Linked DNA regions of Homo sapiens: region 2 is linked to region 1. A link is a contact called in ENCODE Hi-C or POLR2A ChIA-PET data. All regions are on one chromosome and are shown on one strand. The core of a region is the stretch at or near the end of the contact, and the rest is flanking DNA. Distances in the headings are between cores, read along the strand shown. Region 1 overlaps ETS1 (ETS proto-oncogene 1, transcription factor). Region 2 overlaps FLI1 (Fli-1 proto-oncogene, ETS transcription factor).

Region 1 (3,484 bases), core at 598-3,097:
TTGAACCCCAGTTAATGCTGGTGGGACCCGTCTCTTTGGGCCCAAACTATTGGCATTTGTGGGGAACGGTGTTGAACTTGCTCTAGGTGAGCTCTATACAATACTTAGGTGAAGAATACTTGGTGAGGGACATGAATAACTAAGGAAAAAGGTGCATCGGGAAAAGAGGATCTAAGTCCATCTGTGGCCAAGATTTCCCTAAACCATATATGCCTGTGATACTTTCACTTGCAAAGCAGTTTGCATCTGCTGTCTCTTTTGGTGCGTGTGCACTTTTAACATGGGAACAAGGATTTCAGAGTCTTCCCTAACTTAAAAAAGTCCTAAATGCTTATTCTCATTGAAAATATTAAAAATTTTTACATTCGTATACTGTAACTTTTTTTTCCTTAACCTCCAACTTTCTACTTTTTCAAAGTTGCCATACGAAGGCCAATTTAATCCTTGGAAGTCTAATTAGATTTTTTCTAGTGCTTTTACAATTTTTTTTAAATGCATCTTTTTTCTTGTTTTTTACTGAAAATTGTTTTTAAAAATATATTTTCTGTTGTTTCATTCTTCTTTGTAATTCCATTATTGTATATTCAGTTGCTCCTAAATTGTTCACCTCTTTAAGTGTCTTTCTCTCTCTCTGTCTATATATATGTATATATGCAGATTTTTGTAATAAGGACTTAATTTACATTTTTATAAACTAAAGAGAAGCAGAGATTACTATTTCCATTTTAGGAAAGGAAAAAGTAAAGCCCAGAGAGATTAAATGAGTTGCATAAGATTGCATATGGTGATTCAGGTAAGAACTGATATCAAAGCCTCGTACCCTCAACTCCCTACCCGGGGCTTTCCCACAGGCATCATATATTTTAATTTTATAGGATGCCGTCATCACTCAGTACTCCACTGCCTGACATGTAAAATGGCTTTTATTTTTAAATTTTTTGACACTCCTCCTCCTTTCGTTTTTGATCTAACATGCAAGAGACATGAACTCGGCAGTCAAAGACTGGTTTTAACTGATTTGAGAGCTGTTTTCTCACTCTTTTTCATGGTTAGATACTGGCTATCTCAGCAACAAATACAAGTTTATAAAGTTGTTGTTTGTTCATCATCGTGTTCAGCAAGTATGCTTTCCAAACACCTGTCAGAATGTTCTTTGTTGTTTGAGTTGAATTATTGGAAGTTATATTCCCAATCACTGCCCTTGAGTTATTAGCCACTGATACAGGAACACGTTTATAGAATATACTGACACAGAGTGAGTCTTTAAACCACGGCCGTATTGGCCAGTTATAGAATGTTATACATGGAGTGTGTTAGAGATGAGATAAGATTGGGTCAGGGTGGGGCAAAGAAAATATACAACTCAGAAGAAATGAGAGACATAGAACTCAGCCAAAATATCAAGCACTCCTGGCCCTTAATCTTCTTAAAATAATTTTCTCAGGGTCTTGATTGCCAGTCAGTCCAGCAATACAGTTTCTTGAGTTATTCATCCTCAGGCAACAAGACTTTGTGCAGCTTCAGGTTGAGCTTGGTCCAGAGGCCAAGAAACTGTCAGGATGTTTTCTGTTTTGTCCTTAAACTTAATGGAAATCAGGAGATTTAGGGGCCTTTGTGAATGGTGATTTAGAAGAGGGTTGACAGAAAGGGGTGATGCTTGGACTGGGGAGTCACCCACCCCACCCTCAGAGGTGCGTCCTCCTGTGGTAGCATGAAAGGCAGATTGATACACTTGTGAACAGATGGGTCATTTCTGGATTCGAATGTTCTGTTTTTGCCATCATCGTTTGGCTGTGGGTAGAGACACCTGGCTGGAAGGGAGGGGCCAGCAGGCCTGTTCCTCTGTTTTAGGGCCACCTGCCAGATGTGTGCTATCAGGGCAGAGTCAGCCCTATTGCAAGGGTGACCAACCATGAGAGTTTCATAGGTTAAAATAAATGTGGTGTCCTGCCCACACCGAGGTATTTGATTTGACTTTTAGAATAGAGCTAAAGGGATTAGCTTCTTAAAGTAGCAAATTAACTCCCAAAGGACAGGTAGTCATTTTCATTTTTGGGAACACGTTGATGAAATGCAGCCTGAGGGTCACCCATATTGTTTGGCCCCAAATATTGTTTAATAGAGAGAAGCCATTTGAGCGGACTTTCTAATCCATATGCCTTTCTTCAGAGGAGGTTTGTTTCAGTAATGTAATTTAGAAAATATTTAATGAGTACCTGCTGAAGACAAGCTATCATACCTGGCATTGAGGATATATGGCTCAGTAAGATATAGTCTGTGTTCTCAGGGAGAACATGTCAAATGACACAGTCATTCAACAGCAAAGAATTTTTTGTTTGTTGGTGTTTGTTGGTGAGGCACTGTGCTAGGCTTTGGGTTGAAGCAGTGAAAAAACAAAGTCCTTGTCCTTACAGCATATATTCTAGTGATGGGAGAAATGGACAGAGACCAAACCAATGGGGTGGTCTTGGTGTAAGCCATGTACTATGGAAATATGAGGAGACTGCCTGGGAAGGTGCCTGCCCAGCGTTGACCTCCTTCTGTTTGGAAGAAAACTCCTGTGTTCTCCTCTCAGCAGAGCACAGGTGACAAGAGTGAGAACTTGTGGTTGAAATGGAAATGAGGAAGGAGTAGAAGGAAAAAGTGAAGTTCAACCTGACCCTGTTCACTTGCTGTGAGGATGTCCTTGTCACAGGCAGGCAACTCCCAGATCTGGAAAATGAGAAGAATGATACTGACAAATCGGGAAATGGAAGGGATTTCCATCAAGAGCATGTTACTAACACCTTGTCCTAGCCCATTGCTATATATGTATTTATGCTGCTCAGTTCTCAGCCTCAGGGCAAGGGACCAGAATAGCAGGGGATTTTTAATAACCAGCTCCTCATTGAGACAGATAGTGGGCCTTGCAGCTCCCAGACAAGGAAATATGACCCAAATGAGCAGTAATTTACTTGAAGCTTTACTTTTTTTAAAAAGTGAGATTGTTGCCTTAGATTTGAGGAGCCTTGGGGGTCCCCTTAGGGGGTGAACATCCTTGGTGTGATTTGCTTTGTAGGCTTGGGAGCTCTCCAAGTTCCTACCTGGTATTTCTTCTTCAGAGCTTGTAGCACGTTCTTCAAATCAGACCTGTCAGTGTGTAGTAAGAACTGTCCTCTTCTCCAGAGGCTGAGAAGAACAAAGCAGTAGAAGGAAATTCCCCTGCAGCCGCCTGAGAGGGAGGGTGGAGAGGGAGCAGACAGCAGGGGGTGTGGAGGCTCCGTGCCATGGGAGATGGGTGTGTGGAGTGTGTGTGTGGTGCTCTCCCGCCCGCATGGCTCTGGAAAGAGACCTCCTTCTAACAGGGACCCCTCTGTTGTTGTGGCTCAGAGCTTCGACTTGAGAAGCATACTTTCCCAGTGATGCCACTGGATTCCTGATGTGTGACACTCCCGGGCAGCATCGTGAAGGGTGCTGTTGACTGCCTTGGAGATCCCAGACAGGG
Region 2 (3,516 bases), core at 230-2,729, 250 kb before region 1:
GCAGACAGAAACGTGATGGAGGTTTCTGCGGGGTGGGTCTTTTGGAGCATCCTACCATACTACCTGGGCTGCCTCCCTCTAAGACCAGCTGCAGACAGACAGGAGAAGCATTCCCACTACTCAAGATGACCAGGGAGCCTCTGACTCTAGCCACTTAGTGGGGCCTTCTTAGGCAGGAAGAGGAGGGAAGCAGATCCCTCAAATTAATACCTGGCCTGAGTCACTGGGCTTGGGATTCAGAGTTTGGAAAGTCACCCAAATGCCTTCATTCCCAAACCTGACCTTCTAGAGAGCCTGGAGCGGGCAAGCTTCAGATTCATTTGTGTCAACATGTTGTTTGGTTAATGTAGCTGAGCATCTAGGCCCATTTTCTTAGAAACAGGAAATCCCAGAGTGCCAAGAGTAAACATCCCAGCCCCCAAAGGTTTGGGTTCATGTAGGAACTCCCTGACCACAAGGGTCTGTGGGTCTGTGTGCTTGAGCCAGGCATGCTCTTGCACCCATAATTGATCTTGTATAAAGAGATGGTCTCTCTACAGCTCAGCAGCTGGACTGTGAGACTGAACCATGCTTGAGGCTGGTTGGGAATAGGCTAAGGACAGGGTCACAATTTCAAACATAAAGCAAAAATGTATTAGGGCCTTTTATAACTTGACAGGCATCTCCCCTGCAATCCCCACCACAGACTCTTCAATTCTAGTTTCTTCTCTTTTTATTCTTTGTTTCTTCTGTGACAGCAGGGACCTCGTCTGTCTTCGCCTCCATTCTTCCATCCCTATATTCTACACCGTGCTGAGAATAGGAGGTGCCAAGTACAGGCTGGCGGAATGAATGAATGATTGAGTGGATGGCACCATGTGAATCAAGGCAGCAGAAGAAGGCATCCCTGAAGGGCTTGACCATTCCAGCTGTCTGTGGTGCATCCTACAGGGGTGAGCTCCACATAGTTACTAGTCTTAAGGGGCTCACAGAGAATTAATTCTCTCTCACGAACTTGCCAGCCCCTAGTTGGCAAGGACAGATTCTCCAGAAGCTTCTCTGGATTAGTTGAGAGAGCTCAGGTTAGCTGGGGCTGGAGGAGAAAACACTGGCTGTGCAGAACTTGACTGGGTGGAGGGGGAAGGGCCGGGGGTGGCCAGAGGCGGCTTCTGTTGCACAGAGGTCCGGCTTGCTCGCCAGACAAAGAGCCCTCAGAAAGCACCTTCCCCACCTCCGCCACACACAGAGAAGGCGCAGAGGGCCTGGCCTCTTTCTTACAAGGAGCCCGGCTGACCCTGTTGCTGTGAGGGGCAGAAAGAGAGGCAGGCAGCTGCTTGGAGACGCGGGAGTCACTGAGCAGGGCCCGCGGAGTCTGACAACGGAAGAAAAGAGGCAACCCTTCTATTATTAGTGGCTGCTTTCCACGTATGTGTAAATCAGACAGCCTATGCAAAAAGAGGCCTCCTGGTAGCAGGAAATTCAGAGTTGTGGGTGTCTTTGTGCTATCAGATCGGGCCCTGGGCTTGCCTGCAATCCGGTCTTGGACGGGCTTCCATCTGGGCTGCATTAAGAGGCACAAGGAGGTGAGCGAAGGCCCGGCTTGGCCTCCCCACCCCCCAGTGTTTCTGGTTTTATGACTCTAGGGGGACTTTGTGACTTTTTAAACATCGTCTTTTCAGCATTTCACGTGGGCTCCTTTTTAGAGCCTATACTGAAGATTTTATGAAAATACAAAAGAGATAAGGCTGCGTCTGTTACAAAATGCCATCCCAGGTCCAGAAGCTGGGCATAACTAAAATAATATATACTATTCCAGAGCCCAGGACTTGACTTCCGTGTTTAGTGGTTTGCTGTACTTCCATCAGAAGTAGTGATATAGTGTAATATTTAATGATACAGGAACATGGCCGTAATTTAATATAAAGAGAATAAAAGGAGGTTACAAAGCAATATGATTCTGGCTAGATAAAATAATACATATATGTCTATATATTTGCATTATAAAGACCGGAAGGAAGGGCACCAAAATATGAATCGGCTGCTTTCTGTATTGTGAGACTATGCGTGCTTTTACATTCTTATTTTGAAATTTTCTATACGTTTTAAATTTTATACAAGGATGAAGTGACACTTCTGCAATCATTATTTTAAAGAACTTAAACGATGCACGTAATGAGTTTTAAAAAAAAGTAAGCCAAGAAACAGAGAAGAAGTAGTAGCACCTGCAGGATGGGCTTACTAACTTAGTCCTGTTTCTCAGCAGCCTTGGGTGGGTTTTCCATGTCCCTTGTCTCCCATGGCCCTGACTCCCTCTCCTCCCTTTTTCCTTGCCCTGCATAGCTCTTGTCCATTTCAGCCGGTGACTCCATGCTGCTGGAGCACCTTGCTTTCTCACAGCACTGACCTGCCCAGCGCCTTGCCCTTGCTTGTCCCAGGAAAGCAAATGAGGCCCCAGAAACATGAGTAGACGGGATGAATGTAATTCAGCTCCCAAAATTTGCAGTAAGTCTCCGTTGCCCTTCAAGTCCACCAGAGATCGTGCCAGTCCTTAGAGCTTAGACTGAATGCAGAGCCCTCGCTGTCTTTGTATAATGCACTCTTTGACAGCTAATTAGGTGGATTTCAGCAACTTCACAATGTCACATCTATCAGAGGCAGGCAGCCTGAGACTCCCAGGGGAACTTATTCAAGCTATAAGTAAATAAATATTACAGATTTTACACACACACACACACACACACACACACACACACACACACGGGAAAAGGGGAGAAAGAGTACACACACACGCAGACCATTTTGTCCTCACAACATTACGAACTGTTTTTTTTTTTTTTAATCTAACTGATGAGGAAACTGAGACTCTGACAGGTCCAGTCACATGGCCGGAAATGGCAGAGCTAGAATTTGAACAGGGTCCTGCCTGTCTCCAAAGCCTGGACTCTCCACCAAAATGCCTTCCCCTCTCCCATACTGCAATCCAGGCAGGCCACTGTGGGTGTAGTGAGTCCCAAAGCTCCGTAATTACAGGGTTCAACTCTGCCTCCAGAATAACCATGACAAAATTTGTGGAAATGTTCACAACAGCTCTTTACTTCCAGGTTCTGAGATCAGAAACGGAAGTTTCAAAATACCGAAAGTTCGTTTATGTTGAACATAGTGCTTAGGCTAAAAGCAGGAAGTCCAAGAAAGCCTGATCTCATGAGATTTTTTCAGCCCAATTTGGATCCACATCTGCACTTCTGGATTTTCCACTGAGTCTAACCTCAGCTGCTCTGCTGGTCTCACCGAGTCTGCACCTCCAGCATGGGGCACAGATAAATAACACAGTCGACTGCTATTCACTAAGATTTACCCAGGGATTGGCCTCTTGAAAAGTAGTGAGCTTGGACAGGCAGTAGAAAGGAACAATTGAAATTTGAAAAATAGGCATTTCTTTTCATAAAGCTAAAAAAACCCAAACCAAAACAAACAAAACTCTAAACAATAACTCATCCAAATAATGGTCTTGCTGTTGTCTCCAGGTGCAGGAAACAA

What was found. A loop is a pair of places that touch in the nucleus more often than their neighbours do. ChIA-PET counts read pairs that join two places held with the same protein, here RNA polymerase II (POLR2A). Pooled maps may share reads with other maps.
Region 2: a loop to region 1 is called in a map of CD4-positive, alpha-beta T cell, with 2.0 times the contacts of the local background. The contact joins two enhancer-like sites. A Hi-C loop is called at or near these places in 5 of 168 maps with a recorded cell type or tissue (CD4-positive, alpha-beta T cell, GM12878, OCI-LY7 and 2 more), 36 of 37 single-sample maps with no recorded cell type and 10 of 50 pooled maps. POLR2A ChIA-PET finds 5 or more read pairs at or near these places in 6 of 52 experiments (OCI-LY7, Panc1, activated B cell and 3 more).

The regions. Positions count from the first base shown.
Region 1 is chr11:128,467,699-128,471,182 of GRCh38, reverse strand. All of the region lies in intron 8 of ETS1 (ETS proto-oncogene 1, transcription factor), which reads left to right. Among named protein-coding and RNA genes, the nearest start is that of MIR6090, 53 kb to the left of the region's middle. RefSeq lists enhancers at 1-31, 850-949, 960-1,009, 1,310-1,429, 1,480-1,639. Within about 2 kb of position 1,847, at least 7 of the 41 ENCODE cell types and tissues checked have a DNase peak (open chromatin) inside an H3K27ac peak, as active enhancers do; they include CD4-positive, alpha-beta T cell, GM12878 and OCI-LY7, where a contact is called at or near this core.
Region 2 is chr11:128,718,579-128,722,094 of GRCh38, reverse strand. The region is part of intron 1 of FLI1 (Fli-1 proto-oncogene, ETS transcription factor); the gene reads right to left. Among named protein-coding and RNA genes, the nearest start is that of SENCR, 24 kb to the right of the region's middle. RefSeq lists an enhancer at 2,908-3,117. Within about 2 kb of position 1,479, at least 11 of the 41 ENCODE cell types and tissues checked have a DNase peak (open chromatin) inside an H3K27ac peak, as active enhancers do; they include CD4-positive, alpha-beta T cell, GM12878 and OCI-LY7, where a contact is called at or near this core.